Linked DNA regions of Homo sapiens: region 1 is linked to region 2. Evidence: chromatin loops called from intact Hi-C (ENCODE). Cell type or tissue: HepG2. All regions are shown on one strand. Links, peaks and the distances in the headings refer to the core of each region. The heading gives the core; the rest is flanking DNA.

Evidence for each region. Peaks named below come from ENCODE experiments on the same cell type or tissue, not always from the same donor. Only the 100,000 strongest peaks of a DNase experiment are listed, where the experiment ranks them.
Region 1: a loop joins it to region 2, with 1.8 times the contacts of the local background. A loop is called at or near these places in 1 of 110 quality-filtered maps.

What each region holds. Positions count from the first base shown.
Region 1 is chr13:72,536,188-72,553,440 of GRCh38, reverse strand. LOC124903181 (a long non-coding RNA gene) reads left to right here and starts at 8,693. Exons shown (of 2, transcript XR_007063820.1): 1 at 8,693-8,810; 2 at 11,414-12,267. In HepG2, for the core only: no CTCF peak of the experiment used is centred there; a DNase peak (open chromatin) is centred at 8,110.
Region 2 is chr13:72,388,369-72,405,621 of GRCh38, reverse strand. No RefSeq gene overlaps it. Among named protein-coding and RNA genes, the nearest start is that of MZT1, 330 kb to the left of the region's middle. In HepG2, for the core only: no CTCF peak of the experiment used is centred there; no DNase peak of the experiment used is centred there.

The DNA of each region.
Region 1 (17,253 bases), core at 3,469-11,468, 150 kb before region 2:
TCTTGATTTAAACTTCTTTCCTTCCCTTCAGGAAGAATTATAATTGTTGGACAGTGAAATAAGTTTTTTCCCTAAAGCTTCTTCACATTTAGAGTCTGTTTTCCCCTTTAGAATCTGTGCCTGTGTGATTGTAACTATATTTCTCTTGAGCTTTCTAACTGTAGGACTTAACATTTAGCCCCCTTAATTTTCTCTTTTTCAAGTCTAGTGTGCTCAGAGGATATGTTCGATGCCCCTTTCGTAGAGCAAAAATGCCAAATGCTATGACTGTTACTTTAACAGTGAATTTGATCTTTTCCTCTTGATGTTTACCGGACTCCCAATGGATGTGACTTATACAGAATATCTAAGTTTTAAGAAGATTTGTTGGATATTATTTTAGTATTTTCCTTTTTATTCTTCATAAAGGTACTTTTTCTCACATAAAATGAGCTGAACTTTGTCGTTTGTATATATCCAGTTAAACCACTTCTATAAATAGCACAATCTCAGTTGTTCATCATCGTCAGGAAATGAACTGTTTGGATAAGTAAATTTTCTTAGAACATTATCTTTTCAAAAGCCAGAACTTTCCATTTATTTTGGATTGACATCTCTCCAAAACATATGCAATACTATATGTGATATTTATTTTCCAACCATGGTGGCTAGCTTCTTAAAAACCACTGTGTTGGAGGAATTTAGTTGTTAAATATAAAAGAAGATGAGAGGGAAGTGATATGGGAAGTAAAGCTACTAAGGCTCTTATAAATATTTTTACACTAGAGCTGTGTGTTTAAATTCTTAAAAAGTACACTCACTAAACTAATAGAGAGCAATTAAATGAAGAGAGTTTGAATTGCATTTTAGAAATGGCTAAGTAACAATGAGTTATTTGTATTAATTTTTATTTACTATCTCTTTGTTACTGGGATATCCTCTCCCCTTCAGTGAAAAGCTTAAACAATAATTTACTTTTTTTTTTTGTTGCAGATGCTATGCATTCTGTGTGGCACTTATTTTGGTAACTGGTTGCTATGGGTGGATTTATGTCCCCTTCACCCCAACTCACACATTGAAGTTCTAATTCTCAGAACCTCAGATAGGGTCTTTACAAAGGTAATCAAGCTATAATCAGGTCTTTTAGGGTGGGCCCTAATCCAATATGACTTGTGTCCTTATAAAAAAGGGGAAAGGTGGACACACACACACACACACACACACACACGGAAAGCACCATATGAAAACTCAGAGATTGGGTGATGTGTATATAAGCCAAGGAAGGCCAAAGATTGTCAGCAAGCCACCAGAAGAGGAAAGAGACATCAGACAGAGTCTTCCTCATAGCCCTTATAAGGAACCAACCCTGCCAACAGCTTGATCTCAGACTTCTCATCTCCAGAACTGTGAGACAGTACATTTCTGTTGTTTAAGTCACCCAGTTTCTGGCACTTTGCTACAGCAGCCCTCATAGGGCTTGTTGATTTTATGAAAAGGAATTGTTGATTTTATGAAAAGGAATACTGACTTCCACCTTGTAGGTCCTGTCTTCTGTATCTCACCATGGTTTCAGAGACTTAAAACAGTTTGGCTTGTGGAGATGGAAAGAGCTCAGAATATTTGCAGGTATGTCTTTGTCCTTCTCTCAAATATCCAAGATCATCCATCCATCCATCCATTCATCCATCCAGTATTTATTGAGTGTCCACCATGTGACAGGCTGACATCCACTTTGCCCTTGTGAAACTTGCATTCAGCAATTATAGTGTTCATGGAATTTGCAATCCAGGACTACATTAGCTTAGTTCATAAAAATGTAATAATCCCTCTTAAGTACATCTGCTGGCTTTACATCTACCTCTTTCTTCACTGATAGAGACTAGATTGCAATTATAATGCCTGATTTAATTTTTCTCATGATATTTTGTTTTTCTCAGGGCTTTTAGCATTTGTGCATGCAAAATCCTGTATTTCCTCCTATTTTGTCACTGTTTCTTCTCGTTTTTCTCTTCTAATGTCCACAATAATTCAGTTTATAGTATACATACCTCAGAAAGGAAAGGATATTGACTCCAGAAAAGGGCTATCAAAATGAATTCGTATACAATAGTGCTAATGATAGAAGGCAGAACCCTCCTCATTCATTCGTTCAGCAAATAAATATTTATATTGGAACTTTTTCAGATCAATGGTAGTTAGGAAAACATGGCCATGTAAGTGATATGGAACATAGAAGTGGCTGAATGTGGCCGGGGGCGGTGACTCACACCTGTAATCCCAGCACTTTGGGAGATCGAGGTGTGTGGATCACTTGAGGTCAGGAGTTCGAGACCAGGTTGACCAACATGAAGAAACCCCGTCTCTACTAAAAATACAAAATTAGCCAGGCGTGGTGGCACATGCCTGTAATCCCAGCTACCTGGGAGGCTGAGGCAGGAGAATTGTTTGAATCCGGGAGGCAGAGATTGCAAGAGCCGTGATTGTGCCATTGCATGCCAGCCTGGGCAACAAGAGTAAAACTCCGTTAAAAAAAAAAAAGGAGAAAGAAGGAAAGAAAGAAAGAATGAAAGAAAGAAAGAAAGAAAGAAAGAAAGAAAAAGAAAGAAAGAAAAGAAAGAAAGGGCTGAATACTGACCAGTGGTGCTGAAGCTTAGTTTCCGGAAGAAGAAAAACCCTCCATCAATCTGCCCTGAGGTCATTTGTTTCTTTCTCATAAAAAGGTGGAGGGAAGCATGTGCAGCTGCAGGACCTCTTGGGCAGCTGCCTTTCTGCAAATTTAATTAATGAATCAAAGGTGAGTGCTGTATCTCCCAGGTGCTTTCTGCCCTCAAATCACCTCTCTTGGTGCTCTCTTCAGTGTCCTTTGACACTGTAATAAACAAAGCATCCTATATTCCTGCATCCAGCGGAGCAGACTGAGTGTCTCCTCACCCTCTCCTCTCTGGCTTGAACTAGGTGTGCTGGTGGTGAGCAAACAGAGAGCCCTCTTCTCCAGAGACATGGCTAGGCCATGTTTCCCAGACTTGCCTGGTCAGAGATACAGAAGTAGAATCTCCAGGTAGAAGTCTGGGAAACTTTATTTGTAATACACACACCAGGTACTTCTGTAATTCAAAACATTTAGAAAGCTCTGTGCTATGGCACTGTGAGGTAAGTCAATACAGGCTTAAATTTCCTAAACATTAAAAACAAAACAAGCAAACCCACAAACTAAAAACAGGTAACATCACAATGTGACAAAGAAGAAAATCTAGAGATTCTGAGTTTCACTTTGCTAATAATCAAGGATAAATTTCTTAGCTTCTGTGTGTTGTATGTAAAATGAAGAGGTTGAAACAGATCCATTAATTTGTTCATATATCAGATTTGTATTGAGGGCCTGCTATGTGTTAGATTTTGTTCTATTCTCTGGAAACAGCGGAGAAAAAGTCACTCATTGACTGGCTTCAAAGTTGGCCCATTTTCACTGCACCATGAATCTATTCAATACTATCACCCACTAACATCCCATAGGTGATGGATAAACAGTACTTACTCTTGTCTTCTGAAATTATTATTATAATGCCCCATTTTTCCCCAGAGGGATCTTGGAATTCCAGCCATGCTCTAGGGTTGTTAAATCAAGTTCTGAAATCTGTTCTATTGAAATGAATGTTTTCCTAACAGACAAATGACCAGATTAATCCTAAGGACTAAGAAGAAACTATCCTAACTCCAGCCAACTTCTACCTGGCTTTCAGAATGAAATGAGTTGAAAAGAACTTACTATTAGATAAATGTGTTCTGAAGCCAAGATGAACAAGTTGAATAAGGTTTCTTCTGAAGTGAAAATATGACATGAGTTTTTCAAATATCTCAGTTAAGGATCTTACATTTTTTTAGGTGAGACTACAAAGTGCCCAGTTATGTGTGGCAGGTCTTTGGTTGCACCACTGGAGCTAGAAGGGGTACTAATTTTATCTTATTTATTTCAATATTTGGTTCTCATTTAACATGACTTCCTCCATTGAATCCCACCCAAAATTTGGAACACTTTGTCTTTAAGATTAAATCTGTAGTAGGATTAAGTGATGGGCTCCCTTGATGCCTTTTTAAGATTAAGTGAGGTGCTCCCAGATGCCTCTTGAGGTCAATAAACTTCTTTTTTTTTTTTTTTTTAGACAGTCTCACTCTGTCACCCAGGCTGGAGTATAGTGGCACAAATCTCGGCTCACTGCAACCTCCACCTCCTGGGTTCAAGCGACTCTCCTGCCTCAGCCTCCCCAAGTAGCTGGGATTACAGGCATGCACCACCACACCCAGCTAATTTTTGTATTTTTAGTAGAGATGGGGTTTCACCATGTGGGCCAGGCTGGTCTCAAACTCCTGATCTCAAGTGACCTGCCTGCCTCGGCCTCCCAAAGTGCTGGGATTACAGGTGTGAGCCACTGCCCCCAGCCCAGCCAGTATAATGAACATTAGCTGGGCACATTAGCTGGGTGTGGTGGCTCACGCCTGTAATCCCAGCACTTTGGGAGGCCGAGGCAGGCAGGTCACTTGAGATCAGGAGTTCGAGACCAGCCTGGCCCAGATGGTGAAACGCCATCTCCACTAAAAATACAAAAATTAGCTGGGTATGGTGGTGCATGCCTGTAATCCCAGCTACTTGGGAGGCTGAGGCAGGAGAATCTCTTCAACCCGGGAGGTGGAGGTTGCAGTGAGCTGAGATTTGTGCCACTACACTCCAGCCTGGGTGACAGAGTGAGACCGTCTAAAAAAAAAAAATTCATTGCACCAATTAAATAATTTCTCATCTCTCACACCCAACCCATGCTTCCACCCTTTCAAGTCTCCAATATCTATCATTCCACACTCTATGCCCATGTGTACACATTGTTTAGCTCCCACTTACAAGTGAGAACATGCAGTATTCGACTTTCTGTTTCTGAGTGGTTTCACTTAAGGCAATGGCCACCAGTTCTATCCATGTTGCTGCAAAAGACATGATTTCACTCGTTTTTCATGGCTGAATAATATTCTATTGTGTATATATGACACATTTTCTTTATCCAATCATCTCTTGATGGACACTTAGGTTGATTCCATATCTTTGCTATTGCGAATAGTGCTGCAATAAACATATGGGTGCAGGTATCTTTTTGATATATGAATTTCTTTTCCTTTGAGTAGATATATATCCAGTAGTGGGATTGCTGGATTATATGAAGACCTTAGATTTTAAACAATTAAATTCTTTAAGGACTGAAAAGCTTTTGGGATGAGAGAGTAACATTTTCTGTAGCTTTCTTAAACTGTCTTTGGATCTGGATTTATTGCTATTTTGTGGGAAATTTTAAATTCATAACTCAACTGGCTATGAAGAGCGGTGGTCTTAGGTTTCTCACTCCCACAGAGTATTATCTTTAAGGTCAAGGAGATAACTTAAAATTGGAATAGAGATCTGTTAGTAGGGGATAATATTCTTTTTTTTTTTTTTGAGGATTAGCTGTCTTTCTTTGGGGTGAAGTCTTATCCTTAGGCCTTTTAGCCATATGCTGTTATTTCATTTGCTAATGAACAAGAAAAACTTGAAATATTGTAAAATATAGCAAAATATAAAGTTGGAAAGTAAATTCTATTTTGTCTTTAAAAAGGACAAATCCATTGTCTGAAATAACATGGGAAAAATGTTACCAAAAGCTGCCAGGGTTGACTGAGAACTTCCAGCATTTGAGATCCTTATTCAGAGGCATGGGAGGAGAGAGAAGGCACATGCTCTAGGGCTCTCAGCTCATGTGCAATGTAAGCATATTCTAGCCCTGCTGTATTTTGATGCTGCAGTGGCAATCAAACTTGCTATTTTAGTGGGGAAAAGCATTCTAAAGTATATCATCTTGGGTAAGTCTCTTAATGTTTTTGATTCTTAGTTCTTCATCTACTAAAAAAGACAACAGCATGCACAGCAGAGCATGCCTGTTAGGATTGAATGGGAAATCATAGAAGAACTGTCTTACACAGCCTGGCACAGAGTAGGTGGTCAAATAATGTTTCCTGGATCTATGACTGTGTATAATAGAGCCTGCAAGGGCATATATCTTAACCATAGAAAATAAGGTTTGAATTTACAGGTTATTTAGACTTAAAATGTGTCTTGTTAGGACCAAAGAAATATTGTTGGAAATATGTTGGGTCCATCTCTGACGATACAGGAGTATATCAACTGATCCTTGGCAGGCTTGGATTAGAGGTACTCAGAGGCTAGCCCATGGAATGATTTGAGGTTCCCACCTGTAGAAATGAAAATGCATAAATGTCGTAACTCTTCTTGTGTGTTACTGGGCAGGCAACTCCTGTTCCATACCTCACTCTGCCACCTGCAATCTGATGTGCTGTCACCTCTTCAATTATCTAATCCTTTGCTTTGATTCATTCCCTTACAATGTGTTTGTCCTCTTGTAAAAGCTACCCATCTTGCACAGGGTTGGTTATAGACTTCATATCAGATTTCAAGGACTGCAAGATTTGATTCCTCCCATCTCCTCAGTATTTTATGATGATTTGACATTGGTGAAAAAACAGGCATCCGTCGTTTTATTACAGATGTTGCTGTGCTGCAATAGCTCTTTGAAGTTAACACAGCAAACAATTATCCTTTTGTCTTAGTGGCGTTTTCATCTTTGTTATATGTTTTTGGCACCTAAAATCAGGAAAAATTGGAAGAGTGGACAATAAGGCTAGTTATGTTTTAAAATAATTTTCCTTGCCTCTTATCTATGTTGCATCTGTACATGATACATTTATGACAGCACATAATTGAAGAATAAAAGTAAGAAGTTGGAACGAGTAATTTATTCTTTCAATACCCATCAAATTAAGAATTTTCTGTCTTTACAGTTCTTGATAATCTATAATTCTATCATATTTATACGTGTTCTGATTTTTTCATCTCTCTCTCTTTTTTTTTTTTTTTTGAGAAGGAGCCTTGTTTTGTGGCACAGGCTGGAGTGCAGTGGCATGATCATAGCTCATTACAGCCTCAAACTCCTGGGCTTGAGACATACTCCCACCTCATCATCCTGAGTAGCTGAGATTACAGGTGTGAGCCACCATGCCCAGCCCTTTCATCTGTTATAGTAACAGTCAAAGTTATACCTTAGTCAAATTTTGTCTGTATTCTATTAGGTCGGTGATATGGTTTGCCTGTGTCCCCACCCAAATCTCATCTTAAATTGTAGCTCCCATAATCCCCACGTGTCATGGGAGGAACCCAGTGGGAGGTAATTGAATCATAGGGGCATGTTTTTTCCTTGCTCTTCCCCTGATAGTGAATAGGTCTCATGAGATCTGATGGTTTTATAAAGGGCAGTTCCCCTGCACTTCTCCTTTCTGCCACCATGTGAAGAAGGAAGTGTTTGCTTCCCCTTATACCATGATTATAAGTTTCCTGAGGCCTCCCCAGCTATGCTAAACTGTGAGTCAATTAAACCTCTTTCCTTTATAAATTACCCAGCCTTGGGTATGTCTTTCTTAGCAGTGTGAGAATGGTCTAAAATAGTTGGTTCAAAAGTAAATGCAATTTTGCCATTGACAGTACTGCCCAAACCACAATTTCTTTTACACCAACCAAATAATTTGTGTTGGTTTTCTTCTTTATGCACTCTTATTATGTCTATCAAGAATATTTCTGTCAATGAGTATGTAAAACAATATTTATTAAATACCTACTATTTTCCAGGTGCCTTTTAAAAATTATTTTGATTGACCTTTAGTTATTATACCCATTTCACAGCTGAGGAAACCGTGGCTCACAGGACTGAGGCCCTTTCCAAGATTTTTCAGGAAGCTGCCTCAGCATGGTTTCTAACGCTCCCTCTTCATTAAAACAACTTCAGAAAAAGTCTATTTTCTTATGTTTGCATATTGAGTATTGGAGAATGTGTCTCTGCAGGGGTAACCTCTGGATTATATATGTGTTTTTGGCAAGTTTACCTTCCAGAGTGGGACCTTGGCATATATAATGATAGGTGCAGAGTGCAGAGATTCTGGGTATTTGTAGAGACTGGAATGGATGTTGATGCTGATTGTTAATGGTTAACCCAGCAGAGGAAGTACAAGAACCATGTGGTCCTTCTGCTCTTCACATACATTTAGAAATGCATTGCTAGTGTTGATTTAGCTTTACAGAACAGCCAGGGATGCAAACATTACCTTACAGTGTATAAAGAAAGACTAACAGAAAAAGATAGGCTGGGGATTCATTTGGACCTGAGTTCAAAGTACAGCTCCTCTACTTGATGGCTGTCTAATCTTGGGGATGTTAACTGCCCTCTCTGAACGTTAGTTCTATCACTTGTAGAAGTGGGGTAATAATGCTTTGCAGGACTGTTGTACAGTGTGACTGAGATATTGTATTTCAAAGTACACAATGGAGGCCTTGCACACAGTACGTGCTCTATCAATGTTAGCTTCTCTTCTTTATTTACATCAACTTCATGGAGGCTGGGATAATTGGAAAAAAACTATTTTATGAAGCTTTTGAAACTATTAGAAGAGGCCTATTTCTATCTGTGTGTGATGAGCTTTTGAAATACTTTAACCCATAAGTTCAATATTTACTTATATAAGATTCTTTATTTCTTACCATTTCTATTTATTTATTTTACTACTCCTTACTGTCCTCCATCTAGTTATCCATTCAAACAAGTATTTTTTGATAATGTATTATATAGCTAGCCATGAAGTCACGGAGAAGAAGAGACACATAAGATGGCTGTTTGTCTTCATGATAATTGCACTGTACTGGGGAAGAATCGAATACATGAAAATAACTCAAGAACAAAGAACTAAAAATGGTAAGATTTATCATATTGCCAAAGAAGTTTCTAGTCAAGGATATAGTTAGGCTTGAAGGAAGGAAAGGATTTGGACAGGGAAGAGAAGGTAAAAGGCATTCGAGGGTGGTAGAAATACATTGATCAAAGGACTGGGGGTTAGGAATGAACACTGAATGTAGGGAAATAATGAAGAAATCTTCCCCTAGAGCTGAGGTCAGGGGTGGAGGGCAGTGGAGAGGTAATTTTAGGATGGACCTCAAGGAAGAATAAATTTAGTGTATGTAGATTCTCATGTTTATAGCTTCTGTTTTCTTTCTCTCTCTTAATTATGTAAAAGCTGAGACATCTGGTGGACTGACCTGAATCCAGACAAGCTTTGAGCAAATTACTTATTTTCTCTGTTCCTCTGTTTCCTCTAAAATTGATGTGATAATAATCATCAATTGTGTGTATGTGTGTGTGTGTTCGTCTGTGTATCTTTAAAGCAATTTTTTTTTTTTTTTTTTTTTTTGCCAAGAAGAAGTGTTGAAAGACCAGTGAGAGAAAGTGAAGCGTTATCCTGAATATTTTGTGTTGGGATCAAATACTCATGGGATTGTCAATTTTTGTGATATATCTACAACTTAGTTTCTGCAACTCGGAGGACATCCTGAAATAAAAAATAAAGTTTTATGTAGAAAGAATAACAGTCAAATTTAGGATATGAATTTGGATCTTTTGATTCTTGAGCAGTAAAAAACATAGTAATAGAAGATCTTGTCATTTAAAGAGTAAAACAACTCCCCCCACCCCAACTGAACCCACAGCCTTGTCTTTATAGAAACTGTGTTTCATTTTAGTGGGCTCCAGACATGTTTAATCCTATACTCTAATAAATAAAATTATTATTTATGACTAGATTACATAGACACACACTATATATAGTTAGATATATATACCAGTGTATCTAATTGGAACATCTGTGTAACTTCTGAGTGTGTTCCTTGCTTTACAGACCAAGTTTCTGCCTAATGGATCTGATTAGTCTAGATGAAACATGCCTATAGCTATTTTTTATTTTTGTCTTTCCTCCCTTCCCTTTAGAAACAATACGTTGCGGCCCATTGACAGATGTTCTATAGATAGTTAGATACAACATCATGAGCTATTCTCCAGGTGGTTGGATAAAATGATTCTTACTTCAGGAGGGAGGCCTGGGTTGGAGACTGATGGAGAATGGTGATGACTACTGTTTATCACCATAAGAATGATTTCTGCCCTCCCCGGAGGAAGGTGTATACAATGAGAATAGATCCTTCATAAACTCAACTTTTAAAGGTAGATAAAAAAGCAGAGGCCCACAAAGGAGCCTCAGAGGTAGAAGAAGGTGTATAAGAAAACTTGAGTGTGTGTCAAAGCCAAGAAAGTAGAGTTTTAAAAATGAGGGCACACACACACACACACACACACACACACAAAGTTTTAAATGCAAAAGTAGTTCAGTAAGATAAGAATGGAAAAGGATACTTTTGATTTGACATCTAGGAGATTACCTACTTTCTAAGTGGAGAAACAGTGTCAGTGAAGTGGTAACTGGAGAGTAAGTGGGAAAGCAGCAAACAGAGAGAGTAGTGTTTCACTAAATTTGCAAGAGATAAGGAATAAAATGGGATGAGAGAGGAAGACAGAGAGAGGGAATAAACCAATAAGATATTCTATATCTATCTCTATCTATCATCTATCTATCTATCTATCTATCTATCTATCTATCTATCTATCTATCCATCCATCTATCATCTCTCTATCTATCTATCATCATCTATCATCTCTCTATCTATCTATCATCATCTATCATCTATCTTCTATCTGTCTATTTTAAGAATGACTCCGTGTATTTACTGAATTGCTTGCTCTGTCTGGGTAGTCCCTCTCCTCCTGGTAAAATTTGGCAGGTTTCAGGCTGATGTCTTCTTCTTAGGAGGTATTAATAACAGCTTCAGCTGGATACCTACTGCTTTTTGTGAATACATACCCACAGAACTCTTATAGCACTTACCACGCTGGTAGTTATTTATGTGTCTGTCTCTCTGGATAGATTTCGAGCTATTTAAATTAAGACACCATGTCTTCATCTTCAAACTCCCAGTTCCTACCACAGTGCCCAGCATGTGTTAATTGCTCAGATTTGCTCCTGGAATGTGTGAACACACACAAAAGGCAAACAGACAAGCATGGAGTCCTGTGGGAAGGTTAGTCTGGCAGCAGCATTGAGGGTAGATGGGGGGTGGTCAGGGTAAGGCTGGAGGCAGCAAAGCCCACTTGGCGAGCTGTGAAGGTTCCCTAGTTAGATACCTAGCTTGGTGCCCTAACTCAGGGAATAAGGAAGAAGGAACTGTTTTAAGAAACACTTTAATAGGAGGCATGCCAAATTTAAATTAAAAAAAGAGAAAATAATGACGGATAATAACAGATGTCTAATCTTTAAAAAAGGAGAATAATGAGAAAAGTAAAATCGTGATCATGGTGATTGGGGAAAGAGAGGGCACAGCACTGGGAGGTGAGTCTGGTTTCTGTTCTGTTGGGTGGTCTCCTGAAAAGTCTTTCATTTTTGTCTCCATGTCCTGTTCTTGGATCTTCCCCAGAAGCACGCTGTCTTTGTTTTTGTACGTGTGTCAAGCAGCCATCTCTTCTTTCGTCATTTTCTTCTGAAAGAAAAAATGACTTCCACGAAGACTTTCAGCAATGATCCTCCGCTGACATCAAAAACATGTCAGAACAAAGCAAAACCTCAAGCTCCCAAGATTTAACAAGCACAGGCACAAGTCAGCTGAACCCGGAACATGTGCCTTAGGAATACTTAGTGTTTCCTAAGAACATTCCATTTGTTGGTCAGGAGTGATGAATTATGTGAACACTGAATTCATCTGCCTTGATTTATATATTTATTTAAAAAAAACCTTCCACATTGGGGTGTTTACCCAGTGGCAGTAGAAGAGAAACCCTTCTTTTCAGGTTAGATTAACCTCACTCTTTTTATGAGCTCTTACATTCATAGAAATCGTTTGATAAGAATTAGAAACTACTTTGAGGCCTCTGTCAATTTTCAGAATAAGAAGGATGAAAAGAAAGACATTATGAACGGGAGAGCAGCTGATTATTTGGAAGGAAGTGTTAGCTGTGGTTCAGCATTCATCACCATCCATTCCTTGAACTTATCCGTCAGAATCTTTTGATGGCCACCTTCACTTCTTTTTTCTTTTTCCTTGCCACACCAGTAAAATCAGTCGTCCCCTCAGCAATAAGCACGTAAAATGACTTCTTTTGTAGAACAAACTCTTTGCGTGTAAATAATTTGTTAGCCCCCTCCTCCCTTCAAGCATTGTGTTGGGAAAAAATATCCAACATAAATTGATTGCATGGATAGCCTGATTGTAAAGCAAGATTAATAGGAAGACACAAGGAGTCTGCAATAAAACCTACTAACTTAAATCATTCACATTTGTGTACAAGCGTTCATGTTAGCAACAGTCCCAAGACTGAGATTAAAGCTGTTCGGTAGGTTACTTCAAGGCCTTTTTATTGCTAAATCTTATTACGTCTCTAAAATGTAGAAATTAATCACCTGTCATCAAAGCTGCAGCGGATTATTGACTTCTAAATGTCTCTACAAATTGATTCATGACAGAATGAAACAGGAGACTGAACTAGCATTGAAATTCTTTTGCATGTGATAAAAAAGGTCTATTAAAAGCATTTCAACAAATGCTGCCTATTAGGTAATCATCACAAAGTACTTTCCTATCAAAATGAGGTGCTTCTGGAATAGTTTTGATGAGATACATTTTTTTTTCTGCACTAATATGGTAACATGAAATTATTCTGAAGCCCCGGGAAGCTGATTTGGAAATCCATTTAATTCTTATATTACAGAGTGCACAACTTATTTTTTAGCACTAACGCAATAAAAAGATGGGTAGGAAAAAATCCACGTATGTGTGTGTGCGCATGTATGTGTCAAACAGACTCTAGATTATTCATGTTAAAATTTTTAGAAAACATTTGTAATTTACCATAGTAGAATTACAATAATTTTTGCAATAAGGATCCTCTTCAGTAGCTCATTAAATTCTTTGACTGTGCTCTGGCTCCTTATCCCTGTTAGTTAAAATCACTGATTCTCAAAGTGGGTTAATTTTCTCCCCCTTGGGACATCCTGCTACGTTTGAAGCATTTTTGTTTGTTGAAACTGATGTATGCGTTTGAGTACTACTTGAATCTAGTGGCTAGAGGCCATGGATGTTACATATCCTATAATGCAGAGGACAGCTCCCTCTCCCACCCTGCAAAACAAAGAATTATCCAGCCCAAAATGTCAATAGTGCCAAGGTGAGAAACCTTGGTTTGAATTAAGAGGATCTCAGGAAAACATTCCTTGAATTGGAGCAGGCGGAAGTTTAAGTAGAATTCAGAATAATTTTCTTTAATCAAATTTACTTCCTTATTACTAGCCCTTCCTTCTTAGTAAACACTTAACTGCCAATGATGGCTTCCTTCCTTTTCAGAATTTTCTCACAGAGCTTCTTACAGCCTATTCCTTGCCATTTCTGCACTCTATGCACATCAGCCTCCCCCACAACCCAGTTCAACTCCTTATCTTTTTTAGCTCTGTAGAGACTGAAAGGCCAATATAAGAAATGGTCATTGAGCTAATCACTGATCAAAATGAATTTTGATTTTTAATTATCATTAAAGGATAGGAATTACTATTTTTGATTAAGAGGAGAGAAAACATAGCAGACCTCTATTGGAGACTTCTGTTTTGGGTTTCTGTCTCAGAAGACTATCTACTTGACCCAATTACTCAAAACCATTTAGAACTATCTCACAAACCTAGATAACCAGCTTCTGACAACATGCAAGTTTAAAAAAATTGTTTCCACTGGACTGTGAGTTTCACAGTCAAGAACACTTTATTCTTCTTTGTATCTTAGTGATCAGATCTCTGAATGAGTGAATTTTATTTTAGTCCTTAATATTCAAGTATAACTTAAACAGAGCACACAATTTAATACATAAAATCTTGTGGGTAGACTACAACACCACACACATGTCTTATAGGCAGAGATGTATTTGTATAATATTGGTAAACACTTGTTCCTACCCACCTTATTGTCTACACAGTATGTGTGATATATCACACTCTCTGCTGTCTCTGGCCTTTTATCAAAGCTTGGCTCTTTCCTTGGGAGGCATTCTACTACTGCTCCTTTTGCTTGCCTGCTGCTTAGTTCTCCTCTCAGACAACCGTTCTTCTAGGACTACTCATGACTGAACTGGAGCCTTATCCATGAGCTCTTATGGTCCTATGATGTACTAGACCTGCCTGTTAACTCATCTAGATTTTGCTCTAGACAGTCAGCTCCTTGAAGACAAGGGTTGTGTCTTAATCACCATAAACTTTCCTGAACTCAGCATATAACTGAACTGGCACATATTTGGCACCCTGCAAACATGGGGAGTGAATGGAGGGTAAGGGAACATATCATTTGGACTAAATTAAAAATCTCTTCTGTCAGTAGAGGTAGCACAATTGACATGTTAGAAACCTGCAAAGGGTTCTTCTCCATAAAGACCCATGGGGATTTGGTACTGCTGAGACATGACACAGAGTCCCCAAACCAAGGTGCCTAGGTAAAGGCAGCTACATGTATTTTGTCTCCTCTTTCTGTCCCCTACATGCATACTGTCCCCTCTTCTTTAATGCATACATGTCCCATAATGCCTACATGCCCCCTGCATGCATGTCCCCGACATGTCCCTTATGTGCATACATGCATACATGTCCCCCACATGCATACTGTCCCCTTCTGTCCCCTACATGCATACCGTTCCCTCTTCTCCTTCATGGAGAAGAATGACAAAGAAAAACCTACCAAAGTAATACATGACGGCTGGTTACAGAGCCCTGTCAGCTGCTTTACATTTTAGCAAGGAGAGGAATTGCATTTGTTCTTCAATTTCTTGAGGAAATAGAACGAAGTCCATTAAGTAGAAAATACAATGATTATTTCAGAAAAAAATAGATTTAGGAGAGTTCGAGCCATCCAAGACAAAAAGGACTGCTTTGGGCAAAGGGCGTTCCCCACCTCCACAATATGGGCTGAATGGGGCTTGAGTGAAGATGCTGGGAAGGGGATGTATGTATTCAATAGGATATTGAACTGCTTCCCCCATAAGGTCCCTCATCAGTGTAAGATTCTGTGGTGTTGAGACATGTTCCTGCAGTCCATAAATTGTAGGAGAACAGAGCCTCAGGTCTTATGAACCCTTAGTATCTCCTCCAGGATGTCTAAATGTACTGCCTAAGAACGTTTATAACCCTCACCCCAGTAAAGAGGGGATCGTCAGAAGCCCCGCCCAGGCTCCTGCCATCGGAAGATCTCACATTCCAGTCCACAAGAGCTTTCCACATATGAAGGGCTTTTGATCACCTGGAGACCTGGAGCTATTCCTCACCATTAGCTTTACTGTTATACATCAATATTAACAGAATTCCTTACCTAGCTATACACTGTAAAATGTATTTCCATTTTTCCTCCCTCTCCTTCCCCTACCACCTTTCCCCTGCTTTCCTCTTTGGGTCTCACTTCTCACTTCCAGTGAAATATTCAGTACATTGCGTAAAATTAGAGAGATGTAGGGAAACTAATATGTCGTCTCTGTGGAAGATTCAGATATAAGCAATTGTTAGGCCATGGAGGTAAAAGGTTTAAAATGGAATCTATAGAGATGATTATGATATGTAAAAAGGGCTTTTAAACTTTGGACCTGATTTCTCAAAGAGGCTGGAATAAACCTCAATTCAGACATAACAGCTTCAGGTGCAGATTTACCTGTGCTGTTACAAAGACTGAGCACTTGTAACTGCTTTCATGCATGATTATTCTATGACATTCCTCTTCAAGTCTTCTGAGAAATCTCTCTGGATATAATCTTGGGAAAGAGTTTCCAGTAATCATGAACTCTCAGGCCCCTATGGTCTGATTGCCACCAATGACTGCAGTGTGTATTTTATCTGTGTGTTTATGCCACGAAGTTTTCTCTAGTTCTACTTTTTTCTTCAAAAATGCCGAGGTTATTTCTGGCACTCACATAACATTTACAGGGAACTAGTTAAAATTTAACTGATATTTGGGGAAAACTTTTGTTAACAAAGACTGTTTATGCAAAACTACATCTCATAAAGAATCTCCAGTCTTTTTGAAGACAGAGAACTTAAAAGCCAGCTTTTGGGCTGAATTCATATGTCTTTGTCTCTCTTTCAGTTGATTTTGGCAACACCTCACATGTAACCCAAGACCAAAATAAAGTTACATTCGGAAGACAGTCACAATTCAGCGATCTTATCCTGCAGAACTCTTTCACTTGGCGTTTACATCATATAATTTGGTAAAGCGGTTTACACATTTACTCCTGTGATTTTCAAGGGGCTTTTATGATCTGCCAAGTGGACAAATGTCAACAAGCTTTAAGGATTGATTTACCAGGATTTCTGTCTCTTGTGAACAGATTACTGTAGCTCTGAATAAAACGCATGTAAACAAGCCCAGAAATCTTAGTGGAAAAAGCAGTTCCCACCAGACCTGGTGGCTTGATCAGGAATCCTAGTGGAGTTGCCTCCTGTCACTATGAAATCTTGGAGGGGTAACAGCTTTCCCTCTCATACGGCTGCCCTGGAAAGATTCCCTGAGTCTGCACAGCCTGTGTGCAGCCAGAGAATGAAAGTGGCGAAGTGTTAGCGCCCAGGAGCCTCCCCGCTCACAAGCTGCAGGTCTTGTTAAAAACTCCTGTTCTGTTTGTTCCTGGAACTTGCCAATGGCTCTGACCCTCAAGACCTTTTACCTGTCAGTCTAACCAGAGGCGATGCCCTCCTGTGGGCGAGAAGACTCAGTACCAGGCAGCTGACATGAAGTTTCAACTAGGAGTGGGCACTGAGTTGAACACTTTGGCATTTCCAATGTTTGGAAATGCCAAAGTTTTCTTTGTGAAATAAAAATAATGTCAAACCGCATCATTTGTGTCTTTTAATGTTATAGCAATTTTTGAGCTTTGATTCTGGTTCTTCTTCAGCTTTATTCATGAGAAAGAAAATGAAGGATACGGGCTGTTGCTCTTCTGGGCTTATCATGCTCCCTGTCACTCGGTTGCTAGAGTGGGGACCATGCACTCCATGGTACGTGGGCCTTTCTGAGGACTGGAGTGGGGAACTGGAGAGGGAACTCAGGCCCACATTACCCCTACAAGGGCATTCCCTTAGAACTAGAACTGGGGTTGCTGTTAGCATCTTCCTAGCTGCCCCAGGAATACGGGAAGAACTAGACAGTCTCATTAGCTTATTCTTCTTCGCAGCTCTGTGTCCAGATTAAGGGAGGCCTAGAAAATCACCATGCTCAAAAATGAGTTAAAGATAGATTCAGGCCGG
Region 2 (17,253 bases), core at 6,277-14,276:
GAAGGCCACGCTGTCCCAAAAGAAGATTAGGCTGCTTTTGACTGTCTTTTGTTTACAGAATCAGAAATAAGATTACAAATTACCAAATAAACTCCCTGAAGAGTACTGAAAGTTTTGAGTTTGCAATTGCTTCCTGTGTCATTCAGGGCCCTGTGGAGAGGTGTGATGCCATTTTTAATGCATGCTCTAATAGATCTTTTTCTTGATGTGAAATCACCTCATATTATCAGTCAAGCTGACTTATTCTCTCCATCTTCAAAGAGAAAATTCAAACTATATCCTTCCCTGAAATTTTCACTCATTATCTTCTATGAATGACTTTTAATGCACCTTTAATATCAGTAACTTTCAGAATATCAGATGTTAGTTACATTCAAAGTGTGACTTTTTATTGACTGTTAAATCAATAAATATACTGTTTTGTCTGCCCCCCTGCCATGGGATGTTAAGAATGAACATTTTAGCGAGTTTAACTCTACGTTTCTCTGGAATTAAACTGAAATTATTTTATATTGAGAACCTTTTCTGTCTTGTTTTTATTGAAGAGGAAACATGAAAAGAAGGCATATTCAGCTTCAAGAAGAATCAATGGTGCTCAGTGTTGACACTGAACAAAGATGAGGAAAGACATCATCTTTTGCCTACTTTCTTTATTCCTAGTTAAAACCTAAAATGGAATTAAAGCTCTGCTTTATGGTGCATGCAGAACTCTAGATAAATGTTGATTGCTAATGTGGATGTCGTATCTGTGTCACTAGTGCACCCTATGACACATAGGACACATCCTTAAGAATAGGTATGGTGCTGAGAATTCTGATGGATGCCTGGTTATACTGTAACAACACTATTCACTCAATGAACAATAATTACTTGTTAAACTCCAGGCATACGCCCTATGATGAAAATGTTTGAGCCTAGATGTGCTTCAGAGTGGGGAATCTAAAGTCTTTTGGAAGCGGGTGAATGTAAGATAGTAATATTGAGGGGGGAATCTAATAATGACATTTACCTATCAATCTTCCAATCCAGTGACTTGGATTCTATACTAGTTCAGTCAAACATAAACTCAATCTAATTATAAAATTGTGGACAATTTCTTATTGGGCAATCCCATTTTTGTTATGATTTAAACAGATACTAGTTTATCAGAAATTTATCTACTATGGTAGTACAAACTAAAGCTCTACTATCAGTTATGAAAAGCTTCCACACATTAAATATCTGTAAATCTGCATCCTTTTTAAATAGATTGCTTGTTCTTTATGTTAATTATGGCTTAGACTTCATTTTATGTGCATTTCTGTTTCCAGACATGGAATGCCCCAAGTAACTCTTATCAAAAAATATATGAATAAGCAAAGGATTTTAGTTTATCTTGTTCTTTGAATTTTTGAGAAATACATATAGGAATTTAACTAATTCTATCAACATTTTATTTCATGTGGAGCAACTTCTAACCTAGTAACCTTGAGCAGCAATTAGCTATCTCTTTATTATCTCTCTTCATTTCTGGGGTCTTCAATATCTGTCTTGACTACAAATTGACGTCACACTTTTGTCATCATGACTGCTTACTCGACTCCTTCAGGTTTCATGTTGAATAGTGGTCATCTATTATATGCTACCTGATTATCTATTGGCTTTTCTGGGAGCTGCTGAAAATGGTATACAAATGGTTTGAAAATGGTTTCAAACATAATTTTATAAGCATAAATGGAGCTAATGCACTATTTCTCAGTATGGGATTTTACTTAGTCCACTTGACTACTTGTAAAGAATGTGTCTGGACAGTGACTCAAAGAACCTTTTTAAAAGAGTATATGAATCATACTCAATGATTTATTCACATATCTATTTTAAAAATTCCATTGGTCATGCTAAAAAAGGTTGCAAGCCCTTTGACTTAAGTATTTCTATAATGGCTGTTAAAATCAATTCTGGCATTAAAGTCTCCAAGAATGAACAATGCATTGAGTGGAAAATTGATTACATGGTCAAAGAACAGTCCTTTGTGGCCTCGTTTGCTTTTTCGATTAGCACAGCTGTCATGGCTGTTGTAGGTGGTCCTCAAAACTTATAGGAAAAAAAAAATCTGTCCTTGACACTGAATGTTTGTCTATGGATTTTTGGGAAAGAAATATGTTTTTGCTTGCTTATTAGTACTTACTGATGTAGGTACCAATGTCAAGTTGAGTTTTGCAAAGATAAAGGAAGGGTACGGAGACTAATGTGTGAAGAAAAATGAGCTGAGTGATACAGAAAACACTTCTAGGATTTTTATCTTAGTTTATGAGAAATACATTCTTTTGTAAGGCCAGCTGTTCTGATTGTAACTATAGTCATACCTATAGAACTATTTTTTTGATAGAAAATCAGTTGATGTATGGATTTGTGAAAGACTGTAGCTAAAGATGCATTTTCTTTTCTGCCATCAAAAAGACGCTTTCAGGCCAAGCCTTCTTTCTGGATTTCAGGGAGGGACTTACCCACCTACATTGATCTTGCATGCTTTTCCTTGAATTGCAGCCTGTGAATGCATAATAAGTGCTTATCAAAGTGTTATCAATTTATCTTGGATATATTTATTTCCTTATTGACTTATTTTGTACTTTTTCTTTATGAGGAACAGGTTTCAGATCAAAACCTCCTATAGTTCTGGAATGTTGAGCTGCTCTGCTCAGTATACCAATCCCTCTGGCTTGCCAGGCTAGCAGAAAAAGGACAACTTTCTACTTCTGTTCTTCTTGCCTATTGTATTAGTTTCCTCTTGCTGCCGTAAGAAATTACCACAAACTATTGGCATAAAACAACACAAATTTATGATCTTACAGTTCTGAAGGGGAGAAGTCTGAAATGGATCTCACTAAGCTTAAGTGAATGATGTGGTTTGGCTATGTCCCCACCCAAATCTCATTTTGAATTGTAGTTCTCATAATCCTTATGTGTCGTGGGAGGAACCTGATGGGAGGTGATTGAATCATGGGGGCAGTTACCCTCATGCTGTTCTTGTGACAGTGAGTGAGTTCTCATGAGATCTGATAGTTTTATAAGGGGCTTTCCTTCCCTTCACTCATTCTCCCCTTTCCTGCTGCTACGTAAAGAAGGATGTGTTTGCTTCCTCTTCTGCCATGATTGTGTTTTCTGAGGCCTCCCCAGCCCTGCAGAACAGTGAGTCAATTGAACCCCTTTCCTTTATGAATTACGCAGTCTCAGGTATTCCTTCATAGCAGTGTAAGAATGGACTGATACAGTGAAGATGTTGGCAGGGCTATATTCTCATTGGAGGCTTGATGGGGGATTTCATTTCCTTACCTCTCCCAGATTCTGGAGGCCACCTGCATTCCTTGACTTGTGATTTTCTTTCATCTTCAAAGCCAGCAATGGCCAGTCCATTCTTTTTCACATTGCATCACTCTGACTGACTCTCTTGCCTCCATCTTTCACTTATAAGAACCCTTGTGATTACATTTGATCTACTCAAATAATCCAGGATAATATCTTTATCTCAAAGTCAACTGATTAGTAACTTGAATTCTCTCTGTAACCTTAATCCTCCTTTGCCATGTAAGAGCATATGAACAAGTTCCAGGGGTTAGGATGTGGACATCTTTGTGGCGGGGTGGGGCATTAGTCTGTCTGCTGCACTTATATTGACTCAAAGTAAATTTACTGCATTCAAAGCATTTCCAATAACTATGTCATCACAGTTGGGTCTTTGACTAGGAAAGGTACCATGTGTCTGTAGAATTTCAGTGGTCTTCCCATGAGCCCCCATGCAGCTGGTATTTCCATCTGCAACAGGGATTTTTTTATCTGAGGTTTATGGACTTTTATGGGTTTCACAAATATGGGTCTTTGGATCCTTTGAAATTCTATGTTAAATATATTGGTAAATGCATTTTTTATTTTCAAAGAAGTCATGAGCAAAAATTATATAATTTTTATATATAATTCTACATATTCCTACATCCAATTGTCATTTTTCCAAAATCATAGTTTTGATTCTTTTCCTTCCTTCTCAGAAAATGAGAGTGGGTTGCAATGATTTTGAGCTTATATTAAAACCTACAAGCATTTGATTCAAGATTTTCCACTAGAACCTACTTAGTATTCTGGAAGGTTAACATAGAGGAATTTCTGGTATTTTACTGGTTTTTTTTTTTTAACTGGACTAAGTACCTTTGGTGACTAAATTACTAGTAAATCTTTCAGTCAGGTTTTCCATTTCTACAACTTTGAGCATCATGCAAAGGATAAATATATTCCAGAGCTGAATCAAGAAGAATTAAAGGTTTCTTGGAAGATTTTATCTTTCCACTGCCAATCCTGTTTCTCTTTATTCTATTTGCTATTTTGGGGGCAAAACTTGCTCTAAACTTTTTAAAATGTCTTTTGCTTTTTAGATCTAAGATTCTTTTATTTGCATAAATTTATGGGATATAAGTGTATGTTTGTTACATGCATAGGTTGTGTAGTGGTGAAATGAAAAAAAGATACTATTGGTGTGGTTTTGATGTCACAGATAAAATGTGAAGGAAGAATTAAGTTTGTGGGCTACCAAATTTCTCTCAGAAACTCTTCCCTCAAGTGCCTTATCTTTCTCTCATCTGGTTGTCAAGTAAAACTGTGTTTCTTAACTGATAATTAAGACTGTGGCTTTCGCGTGCTTGGATGGTAAAAGGAACTCAGGTGTTTAGGAAGAAATGTCCAAATTTTTCCTCTTCCCTGGTCATTCTGTGAATTGAAGGCCTGCGAACTTTTGTCCTTCATGTCCTTGGCATTTCTGTCCTGAGAAACTCATCAGAACCTTTTCATATCACAGTGGGCTCTGTTAGGGCAGGTAGGTGAATTATTTGTGAGAATCTGCCATGCTCCCCTCTCCCAAAGTAGTTGCCATGTATCCGACCTTGGGAGGCAGTGGATGAATGAGGATTTGGCACGACACCTCTGTAAGATTGCCAAGCCTTGCTAAACCCTACTGTCTAGCTACCTACCACTTTCCATCTTTCAAATCTTAGCTCATCAGTTTAATTAAGTCTCAGCAGACACCTGCCAGGCCTCCATTATAGGGGTAGATTTTTAAAACTCACTTCTTAAATCAAGAAACTTCTATTGAGCACTTACTGTATGCAAGACAGTGTTATATGTAATGAAATAGTGAGTCATACATCTTACTTTATCTGATACTTGCTCCCATAAAGCTTAAAACATAGTTTAAAAGGTAAAGAAGAGAGACAGAGGGAGAGAGAGAGTAAAGAAGGACCCAGAGAGGGGAAGAGAGAAAGAAGGAGATATAGATAGATGGATTGATAGGTATAGATATTAAATAATACCAATTAAAGAAATACCACAGGTGATATTTTCGCCAAATGACTAATTGCCAAATGAGTGCTGTGAAGTTAGGTGACCTTGGTTCATAGATAGGAGAGATCATTGTGGATTGGAGGGTGAACTTGAGATAGTTTTGAAAGATAGCCAGGTGGAGAATAGAGTGGAAATTTTGAATAGGTGGAAATTGCATGGACTGGAGACGAGAATGATCTGATATAGATCATTTATTAAAACACTCTTTTTTAGCTTTATGCCTTACAAAAGCCCATGATTTACTCTTTTTAAGGTTTTTTTTTTTTTTTTTTTTTGAGATGGAGTCTTGCTCTATTGTCCAGGCTGGAGTGCAGTGGCACAATCTCGGCTCACTGCAACCTCAGCCTCCTGGGTTCCAGCAATTCTCCCACCTCAACCTCCTGAGGAGCTGGGAGTAGAGGAACGCGCCACCACACCTGGCTAATTTTTGTGTTTTTAGTAAAGCTGGGGTTTCACCATATTGGTCAGGCTGGTTTTGAACTTCTGACCTCAGATGATCCACCCAACTCAGCCTCCCAAAGTGCTGGGATTACAGGTATGAGCCACCGTGCCCGGCCTATAACTCTATGCAGTTGGTAATCTAACCATAGAAGAAAATAAGGATTAATTTACATTGATTATACATGTAAATATGTGCTTTAATTCATATTTACAGGCAACAAGCACACATTTGATTATTAAAATATGTAATTAACCCTGTCAGCAATATTCACAAAGCCGCGTGCTGAAAAAATGTTTTTATTTCATCAATAGAATGTTTTTTGCCAAAATAACTTTAAAACCTTCTTTAGAGTATGTTAACTTTTCACAATCATGAACTTTTTGTGGGCCTCTGTCTTCAGCTTGACATTTCTTTGAGATATTTGTAGTTGCTGTACTATATTTACTTGTGATTAAATGGAACCCTCAGCTTGTTGATAATAACTTTTGGCTTGCAAAGAGCAATACAAAAATTTAAATGATTTAAAGTATAGCCCTTCCTTGATATCAACCATCCAACATTATTCTAATAAAAGAATGCCTAACATACTTTTAATGAATTTCCTTTTATATAAGATAAAATATTTAGTAAGAGAATTTAAGATGCCCATTAGAGCATCTCATTCATAAATGTCCAGGATGTTCATCTTGCAGGACCTGATGATTCAAAAAGAAGGATTATGTACTGAATAGAATTATCCAGCAAGTGAATTTACCATTGGAGAAGAAACCTCCAAAGGCATGACTACAAAGATCCTTTATTAAAACTTGGCATACTAAAAATAAAATCTTTTTCTCTCCTTTAACAAATCTCTGTACAACAGGAAACTCACCTTTCCTTCCCCTCCCCCGCCTTTTTTTTTTTCCATAGTAGGCACATAGATGATAGAAAGGAATTTTCAGCTGAATGCTAGTTAGTGACTTTGAAGGAACTGTTAACAGCTGTTCAAGGCCAAAATAGATTACTCTGTTTTATGCAAAACCTATCAGCATTTTTGTATTGCACATTTTTTTATTTTCTCAGAGTTAATTGCTAAATGTCATCCACTCCTTCTGTTCTAGTGAGGCTGAGTTTTCTCGAGATGTTTTATAACTTTCTCCTTGGAGATTTCAATCTCTGTCAAATATTCTATTTTTTTCTTAAACAGTACCTTAGAAGGAAGAACATTCCGAATGTCCCTTATGGTAAAGATAAGTAGAAACATTAATCTCCCTGTATGTTATCTTTATTCTTGATCAGAAATTTCAAGGGATCTACATATTTGAAAAAAATAGGTTGAAGCTTAAACATTTCATTCATACTCTTCTTGCCTTTTTATTTCTCCAGTCTCTTCCTTTACAATAGCTGTGCTTTTCTAATTCTTGGATTAAATGATCAAATTGTATCCACTATATTTTTCTGTATAAGTCTGAAAAAATAATTTAACAGCAAGCTCATAGGTTCTAAAATATCTTTTTTCAAAAGTACCCATGCACTTTAGTGGGAGTCTCTTGAGCTCTTTCAAAAATGTCTGGGTTGAAGACATTTGTTTATATTCCTTACCTAAAGGGTATCTTCCTCTTTTCACAATGTAACTAGGTCCTTTAGTCAAAATGTCAAACACCAGCCTGTCAACAAATCATGAAATAGGTAAGTTTCCTCTGAAGGTCATGCATAGAATTGCTCATCAAAGAATTATACCCAAGGTCTTGTAGCTTGACCACTTATGTTTGCTCATTTCACATTAATTTTTTTTTCTTTTTTGGTAAAGCTACCATCACCCTACCTGGATTTCTCCACCTCTATGCTTGCATTAGCATCAAGTTTTTATGTTTTGAATCATAAGGGGTGCTTATATAAACCTCCACTGCATTCAGTACTTTAAATAGGTAGAGATAAACAAAACAATACAAAACAACTCCCCGGGTGCCCAGGTGTCTCTGTTTTCTCCTCGGTTACACTGGGCAGTGGGGAGGTGGGGAAAGATGTCAGGAACTCTCAGAAAAGACAAACAAACAAAAAAACTAAAACCAAAACCAGCAAAGGTTGGGAGCTGAAAGAAGGAAATACACTGACAATACCTGGGTGCAGATTTCCTCGGAATGAAGCTTTCCATATAGGCACCTCACATTAAAGGCTTTTTAGTTATCCCACTCAACCAGCCTGCCAAATTTCCTCAAACCTAATTACTGGACAAAGACACTGCTGCAGGTCAGTCATTGTCCCTGGAGGCTGACAGTTAAACATCTTATTGGTTACCTTGGAGAAGTAACACACTACTTATCTGCAATGACATGAACTCACTAGACATTTAAATATGTGGGCTAGATTCTAAAGTGTGGGCGTCTGAGCAGCTGGGTACAGATTGTGGAATAAAGATTTTGGAACATTACAGGAGTAGAAAACCTATGTAGTCTCAAGAGGTTATGCCACAAAGTCAATGAGGTTACTAAAATAGGTGGCTACTAAAATAGGTGATGATGAATTTTGTATGTTTCAGTTTTCCTAGCCTTAAAAAAAAACCTATCCAAAGTTCAGAGTGTACACTATATGTAAAAAAATAGAAAAAGTGATGATCCTTCCCAGAAAACAGAAATACTATTCCATGAATGCTACACATTTTTCAAAAGCCTTGGATAGACTGGAAAGTCTTTAAGAATAACAAGGAAATCTGAAAAATCTATTACATTGGACCACATTTAAAAAAGATTTTGAAAAGAGACATTCCTAAAGATGAAGGAGCTTGCTCCTGGTGGATTGTCATGGTTACTTGAGGTTGGGTTTTTCCTTCTGTTGTATCCACTGAAGGCAGTGCCCAGCCTTGTTGAGAGACATTGAATCATCCTCAGATGTGTTTCCTGAATATGGAGTTACTTAACCTAACTCGTCCACCAGCTCTCTTGTATGATGAGTTATTGATAAGACTATTTTAATCTTCTGTTTTCCAATTTAGAAAGATTGTATAAGATCTGTCATTATTTTTAATACTTGAATGTTATTCTATTGTATAGAGGAACTGTAATTTAATTAACCAATCCTCTGTTGTTAGACATTTAAGTGTTATTGATTTTTCAACGTTACAAATAAACTCATGATAAACATCCTTATTCAAGGATATAAGAATGTCTCCATAAGAACCGGCTACCAGTCATAAACTCACCAATAGTGTGTGAGTGCCCATGTCCACATATCTTTATAAACACTATGATATTTGAAAAACCTTCCCCATCTGATAATTTGTATTTAATTTGCATTTCTCTGGTTATTAGTGATATTAAATTTCTTTTACTTGGTTGGAACATAGGTCAGCAAACAATAGCCCACAGGCCAAATCTGACCCGTGGCCTGTTTTTTATACAGACCCAAGTTAATAATTGTTTTTACACTTTTAAAGGGTTTTAAACAATCAAACAGAAAAGAAAAATATGAGAAAAAGATTATATGGCCTGCAAAGCTTAAAATATTTACTACCTATATCTTTACAGAAAATGTTTAAACCCCTGACTCAGCGTGAAATAATAGTAATTTAAAATAGCAAATGTTATTAATCCTAACTAGAGGGCAGACACAGTGCTAAAGGCTTTGTATGTACTGCTTTATTAAATCTCTGCAGCAATTCTACCAGACAGATATTCTTTCCTGACTATTTCTAAGCTGAGAAAACAGTTCAAAGAGGTTAAGTAACTTGCCCAACATCTCATCTCCTAAGACTGTACATTTAACTACTATGCTAAATTGTATATGATTTTGTTACATTCATACATTAATTTTGACATAACTAAAATCTCTGTTAAGGCTTTATATCCAGAGACATGATGTCTCAATTTATTCACATCTTCTTTTATGTTCCTCTGTAAAGTTTTGTAGTTTTCTTTATAAAGATGCCATGTATCATTAATATTTTCTCCCAGGCATTTTATATTTTTGGTTGTATTATGAATAAGATAATTTCCCATTTCTAGATTTTCGACAGTTATTATTATCTAGGAAAGGAATTGAATCGTGTTATGTTAATTCTGTAACTAGTCATAGTTTTGAACTTCCCTAATAGTTGTAGTCAAATTTCATTTGTTCCCTTTTGTGGTGTCTAGGTAGACAATAATAATAGGTTTGCTACCTCATCTATAATATTAATATTTTTCCCTGTTTAATGATTTCACCAATTGTACTTTCAGAATGATGTTGACAGGCATCCTTGTATTCAGATTCTCTTTTTTTGATACAGCCATGCTCTGTCGCTCAAGCTGGGGTGCAGTGAAACGATCTTGGCTCACTGCAACCTCCATCTCCTGGGTTCAAGCAATTTTTGTGCCTTAGTCTCCTGAGTATTTGGGGCTGCAGGCGCAGCCACCATGCCCAGCTAATTTTTTTTTTTTTTTTTTTTTTTTTAGTAGAGACCGGGTTTCCCCATGTTGGCAGATTGCTCTCGAACTCCTGACCTAAAGTAATCTGCCCGCCTAGACCTCCGAAAGTGCTGGGACAACAGGCGTGGCCTGTATTCAGATTTTTATAGGGATGAGTCTACTCCCTATCATTCAACAAGATCCTGAATGTTGTTTTGTGATAGATGTTAAGGCATGGTAAGAAACTGTTGTCGTACGTACAGAAGAACAATACACACTGGGGTCTTTTGGAGAGTGGAGGGTGGGAGGAGGGAGAGGATCAGGAAAAATAACTAATGGGTACTAGGCTTAATACTTGGGTGATGAAATAATCTGTACAACAAATTCCCATGACACAAGCTTACCCATGCAACAAACCTGCATGTGTATCCCTGAACTTAAAACAACAGTTAAAAAAGAAACTGCTGTCCTATTCTTATTTTACTCAGAATTTATTATTTTGAATTTTTTAAGAATCTTATTAAATACCTTCTGGGTATCTAATGAGATGATTATATAATAAGAGCAAACTATCTTTACATTCTTAAAATGATCTTTATTTGGTCACGGTGTTTGCTAACCTTTAAGAATACTGTTATGGATTCATTTTGTTTGTTTGTTTAAGGATGCTTTGTATTTCAGTCCTAAATGAATTTGCTCTACAGTTTTCTTTCCTTGAAATTTTCTTTCTTTAGTAATGTTAATACTGTAAAATGAATGGTGATATTTTTCATTTCTTTAATGCTTTTGAAAATACCTTTTAAAGCATCTGTAGGAATGATTTGTCTTTCAAATGGATAATCAGTAAAGTTTGTCTATTAAAAAAATATGGGCCCCGTGTCATTTTCAGGGGTAGCTGTTTGGTAGTTCTACTTTCTTACATTCCATAGTTGTTAGATTGGATAACACTTTGAGTCAGCTTTGGTAATTTATTTTCATCAAAAATTTTGACTTTATATATTTATCATGTACAATATGATGGTTTAATATATGTATACATTGTAGAAGCCTAAAATAAGCTAATTAACATATGCATTACCTTACATACTTATCGTTTTTGTGGCGAGAACACTTAAAATTTACTCTCAGCAATTTCCAAGAATAGAAAACATTGTTATTAACAATAGTCACAATGGTGTACAAGAGACATCTTCAGCGTATTCCTCCTATCTAATTGAAATTTTGTATCCTTTGAGCATTTCACCCTACTCTCCTTCTCAACCCAGCCCCAGGTAACTACTATTCTATTCTATGCTTCCATCAGTTCAGTTTTTTAAGATTCCACTAATGAGTGAGATCATGCAGTATTTGTCTTTCTGTGCATGACTTATTTCACTTTATGTAATATACTCTGGATTTATCCATGGCATCACAAATAACAGGATTTTATTCTTTTTTAAGGGTATATAATCTTCCATTGTAGATAGATATATATATACATATATATGTATATACTCACACACATATACATAGTATATGTGTATATGTGTGTCTATAAATATGCAATACACACACGTACAAACTATGTGTATATATATACACACACACCTACACACACACACTATATATGTATATATACCTACACACACATACATACTATATATATATATATATATATACACACACACACACACACATACACACTATGTTTTCTTTGTCCATTTGTTCACTGATGGGCTTAGGTTGATTTCATATCTTGGCTATTGTGAATAATGCTGTAATGAACGTGGGAGCACAGATATCTCTTTGGCATACTGTTCTCATTTCCTCTGGATATGTACCCAGTAGTAGTGGGATTATTGAATCATAAGCTGTTTTACTATAAATCTAAGTATTCTGTTTGCAAGTACATTTTCAACACCCATCCATTCATTCAATATATTTTAATATATATGCATTGACCTCTCCAATGTGCTAAATTCCTGGGGATAAAATGGTGAAAAAGGCATAGACTTTGTCCTCAGGAAGCTTTTATTTTTATGGCAGAGACAGGCAGAAAACAAAGAAAAGATGAATAATCAAAATAATTACAGAATAATCCAAACAATTTGGTGGTAAGGCCACTGAAGGAAAAAACGGTGTATTGGGATAGGAAATGGCAGTGGAGGAGGTGGCTGAGAAGAAGGCAGCCGTGCAGAGCTTGGGTGGCAGAGAATAATGGATACAAAAACTACATATTCCATCTATGTGTCCTAACGTGGGAACAGAACCTAGCATGCTCTGGAAATGTTCAGAGTTGCAGAAGCTGGAGCCTGGTGAGCAATGACATAGGGAGGCATCAGCTGTGGTGGAGCAGAGATGGTACCAGATCTTATAGGGCACATAAGCTTTGCTTATGGGTTTTAATGTTATGTGTAATGCAATGAAAGCCACAGAAGAATATGAAGCAGGGAAATGAAATTATCCAATTTGGGTTTTAAAACATATTTTTTGACAGCAGCATAGAGAACATATTAAGAGCTCTTTAAGGTAGAAGTAGGGAGATCAGCTAGGAAGCTGTTGGGGTAGTCGGGGTGACAGACGATAGGGGATTGGATTAGAATAATTGCCCTGGAGAGGGAGAGAACTGGAAAGTTTCAAGATGTATATTTTGCATATAGAATAGAAAAGTTTGGTTGGTAGATTGAATATGGAGGTTTGAAGGAAGGAGAGGACTAAAGGATATCTCCTAGGCTTCTGGTCTAGCAACTTTGTGGTGCTTTTTGCTGAGTTAGGGAAGACTACATGAAGTGGAACAACATTGAAGAAAATTTTGTTGGGACATGTTAAGTTTGAGATGTGTATGAGATATCTGAGCTGAGATGTCAAATAGCAGCTGGATGGGTGAGTCTAGAGTTCCCTGGAGATATAAACTGACAGTCATAAGTATATACATGGTCTTTTGAGCTACCAGAAAGGGTGCTATTGTATAGGACAACAGGTAAACATATGAGGACCAAGAACAAATCCCAAGGAATTCCAACATTGAAAGTTCAGGTGGAGGTAGAGGCAGCAAAAGAGAGTGTGTGGAAAACTGGGAAGTGGTGATGTTGTGAGGCTGAGCAAGGAGGACCTTACAGGGACCATTTCTGAAGATTCATTGCTCAGTGGCAGTCCTTCCATAAGTGACTTTCTTATTGAGGTTATTATTCTGAATTATTTCTTAGTTGGCTGGAGAAATGTTGTAGTTACTTCTCACGGGGCGAGATCTCAGGTGGAATACTTACCGAGTCGTTGGTATCTGAGACAGTCTTGCTGCGTTACATGTGAATAAACTTTGGTAAATCTCTAAATCCTGGATCCCAACTCCTCAAAACTCAGTTATCCTCTACATGCACATACCGTTGCAAAGATGCTTATGGTCAGTGTGAAATTCAATAATTCTACCAGGCTATTTATAATTATTAGTTCTTTCTAGTGACTATTTTTCTAGTGCAGGACACATTATTTCTATTCTTGATGCAGGATTTTCTTCAGTTTAGGTGTGTTTTTGTCTGTTATCTCTTTTGGATATGGATTGTTTTTCATCTGTAGCAGTCTTGAGAAACACAAATTACCTGTATGTAGGGTTGTGATTGTCTGTTCTCAATCTTCTATCTAATAATTGTCATTGGTTTTTCTTTTCCACTGTATTCTGGGAGGTTTTTTCAAGGCCAAACTCTGTATTTGACTTTCACACAGTTCATTTTGTTCTCTGGAGCTTATTAAACACTAGAAATTTTAATGAATTAAGTATTGACATTCCATTATTACCTGTTTCATTTCAAATCATTCCTGATCTCACATGCCTGCCTTTGCACTTCTGCTCATCAATTAGTTGGTTCTCTTTCATCTCTGTCCTTTGACTTACTGTCTCAATTTGCATCTTTATTTTTGTAGAAACAATGTTTCTTCCAGCTTGTATCTGAAATACTTTGCCTGCACTAAATGTTATAAAAATGTTTTCTGCCTCTGACCTTGTTGACTCCAGTTAAAGATTTCTTTTACAGGCCCTACTATCTATATCTATTTTCCACTTATTTCTTCTCTTAAATAGTGAGCATTGTGACCAAGCATGAGATTATCTCTGGAAATAGGGAGAATTATTGTTGGGTTTCTTGATTTGTTTGGATACAGATGGACACCTGCCTTTAAGCAGAAATCTCAAAGCTAATTCGTGATCAATTACTTGACAGAAGCAGGAGAAAAAGTGAAGTATTCACTTACCACGAACAATGGTGCTATTGAGAAATGTCCTCTGGAGATGCTCCATTCGGTATTGCCACATAATATCTGTTCATTATCCCACTGCCTCCACTACCTTGGCATTTTTCCTGGAATTTTGCTTACTCATAGGATTTTCACCTGGAAATTTTCTATGCCTCCTTAGCCCCAGAGTGTTTGAGAGGCCTTGGGGCTCCACCTTGAACTTTCTGTGATGAGTCATCATTAGTCGGTCTTCCTTAATCTACCTAGCAGAAGTTCCTTGGTGCTTCTGACATGTTCATGACTCTCTTTTCTAGTTCCCAATGTTGATGCAGTCCTCCCATTTTATCTTATTAAAATTATTGTTTTTAGAATTGGGGGAGGGGTTGGTGATTGGGGAAGTAATCATGTGCTCAAGTTCACATCATTCTCTACTCCCTGTTCTACATTATTTTTAACAATAGAATATTATACAGCCATTAAAATTACTTGCTAACTGCAATATATAAATGTTTTCTGTAGTATAATCTTAATTTCATTGAAAATAGTTCCATATATTTGAGCTCTACATAAGTAAACAAAAGGGCTAAAAGTAATATCCATAAAACATTACTCGTGGTTATTTCTAGGGTATAAAATTATAGGTGACTTTTACTTTCTTCTTTGTAACCGGGTATATCTCTCTAAATTTTCTATACTAAATACGTATAACTTTTAAAGCTATAAAATGAACTGGCAGTTTCAAATGTCATGTACTCCAGGCATCAGCCACAGGGACTTTTCATTCCTTTCCTAATACAGTATATTCTTTGCTAGATCCTAGTTTGGAAAGTGGTTTGTCTTTGTTATTGTTTCTGTGTGGCTCACTACAATCCTTTCTTCCCCTGAGTGGTGGGGCACTCACAGGGCTTAGTTAGAGTTCCCTCCCTTTACTTCCTGGGCATGTTTCTCTCTCATAAGAGAAGAAACTAGGAGACTTCCATGTGTGCATGCCTCAGACCTTCTGTTTTACCTTATCTAGAGCAGAAAATGTTTGAAATTTCTAATATGTGGGTGACAACCTTTCTTATTTTCAGGCTGCATTTTCCCATATAAGTGTGTTTTGAGAAAATTTTGCTAAAGCATTTGAAAAACTTTGAATGGCATGCTGGTTACTCAGTGGGTGACAGTAATACATGTTGAACAAAAATTTATTTTTTGGGGGGGGAAATTTTTCTCTTTAATAGAAATGAAAGGCTATTTACTGTTTCCAAAATATATATAAATTTATGAAAGGGGAAGAAAAGTTACATTTAATGCGTTTCTCCTGTGTATGCTTAAAATAGTTAAAAAATGTTTTGTTATGGAAAATTTGAAATATATGCAAAGGTAAAGAGAATAATATAAACTCCCAGATATTCATCACCCAGCTTCAATAATTATTATCCCCTTTCTGATTCAAGGACAGCTATACTTTCACTTTTTTTCCTATAGTATATTTCACAAATCTCAGACATTTCACATAAATGCTTAATATGTCTGTAACATATAAAGATGTTTAGAAAAAATTAGCCACAATGCCATTATTGCACATGACAAACCAAAGAAACAAGTTACTAATATTACCTACCATCTATTTATATTGAAATCTCCCCAGTTATTTTTTTAAAAAATTCTTCTGTAGTTGGTTTGTGTTGTAGTTTGGATATTTATCCCCACCCAAGTCTCATGTTGAAATGTAATTCCCAGTGTTGGAGGTGGGGCCTGGTGGGAGATGAATGCATCGTGGGGGCAGATTTCTCATATGTGGTTTAACACCATCCCCTTGGTGCTGTCCTCATGATAGTGAATTCTCATGAGATCTGATTGTTTAAAAGTGTGTGAATACCTCCCATCCTTCTCTCTCTCTTTCTCTCTCTTGCTCCTGCATTTGCCATGTGATGTGCATGCTCCTCCTTTGCTTTCTGCCATGATTATAAACTTCCTGAGACCTCCCTGGAAGCCGAGCAGATACCAGAACCATGCTTCCTGTAAAGCCTGCAGGATGATGAGCCAATGAAACCTCTTTTCTTTATAAATTACCCAGTCTCAGGTACTTATCTATAGCAATACAGAAATGGCCTAATAGAGTTTGCTTAAATCAGGATCCAAACAAGTTTCATACATGGTATCTTTGTCCTCAGGCTGCTATAACAAACCACCTTAGTCTGGGTAACTTATAAACAACAGAAATTTATTTCTTATGGTTATGGAGCCCACACAGTCCAAGATCAAGGTGCTAGCATATTCGGTGTCTGAGGAAGGTAAACTTCCTCATAGGCTGTGCCTTCTAGCTGTGTCTTCACATGGTAGAAGAGGCAAGGCAGTTCTCTGGGTCTTTTTTATAAGAACACCAATCCCATTGAGTAGGAGATAATCTAATCACTTCTACCTGCCTCCCTGCCACTTCCTAATACAATACCATCAGCTTGGGTTTGGGATTTCAAAATATGGATTTTGGGGAAACACAAATATTCAGACCATAGCACTCAGCATCTGGCTGATATGTCTCTCTCTCTTTAATCTTTAAGTGCCCTTCTACACTTTTTGTACCATTGATTTTTGTTAAGGAAACCTGACCACTTACCATGAAGCATATTCTATATTTTGGATTTGGCTGGTTGCTTCCTTGTAATGTTTTTAAGCCTTTTGCTATTCCTTATATTTAATGACAGTGATTTTTAAAGAAAGTTTTGTCACTGTTTTACACATCATAAAACTGTGCCTCAGAGAATTTAAGTAACTTATCAGTGGCAGAGCTGGGATTTAAATACTCATCTGCCTGATTTTAAGACCCAGACTCTCTCTACAATACCTTACTTCATAAATATATAGTTACTTAAAAAAGGAACAAGGATGTGGAAA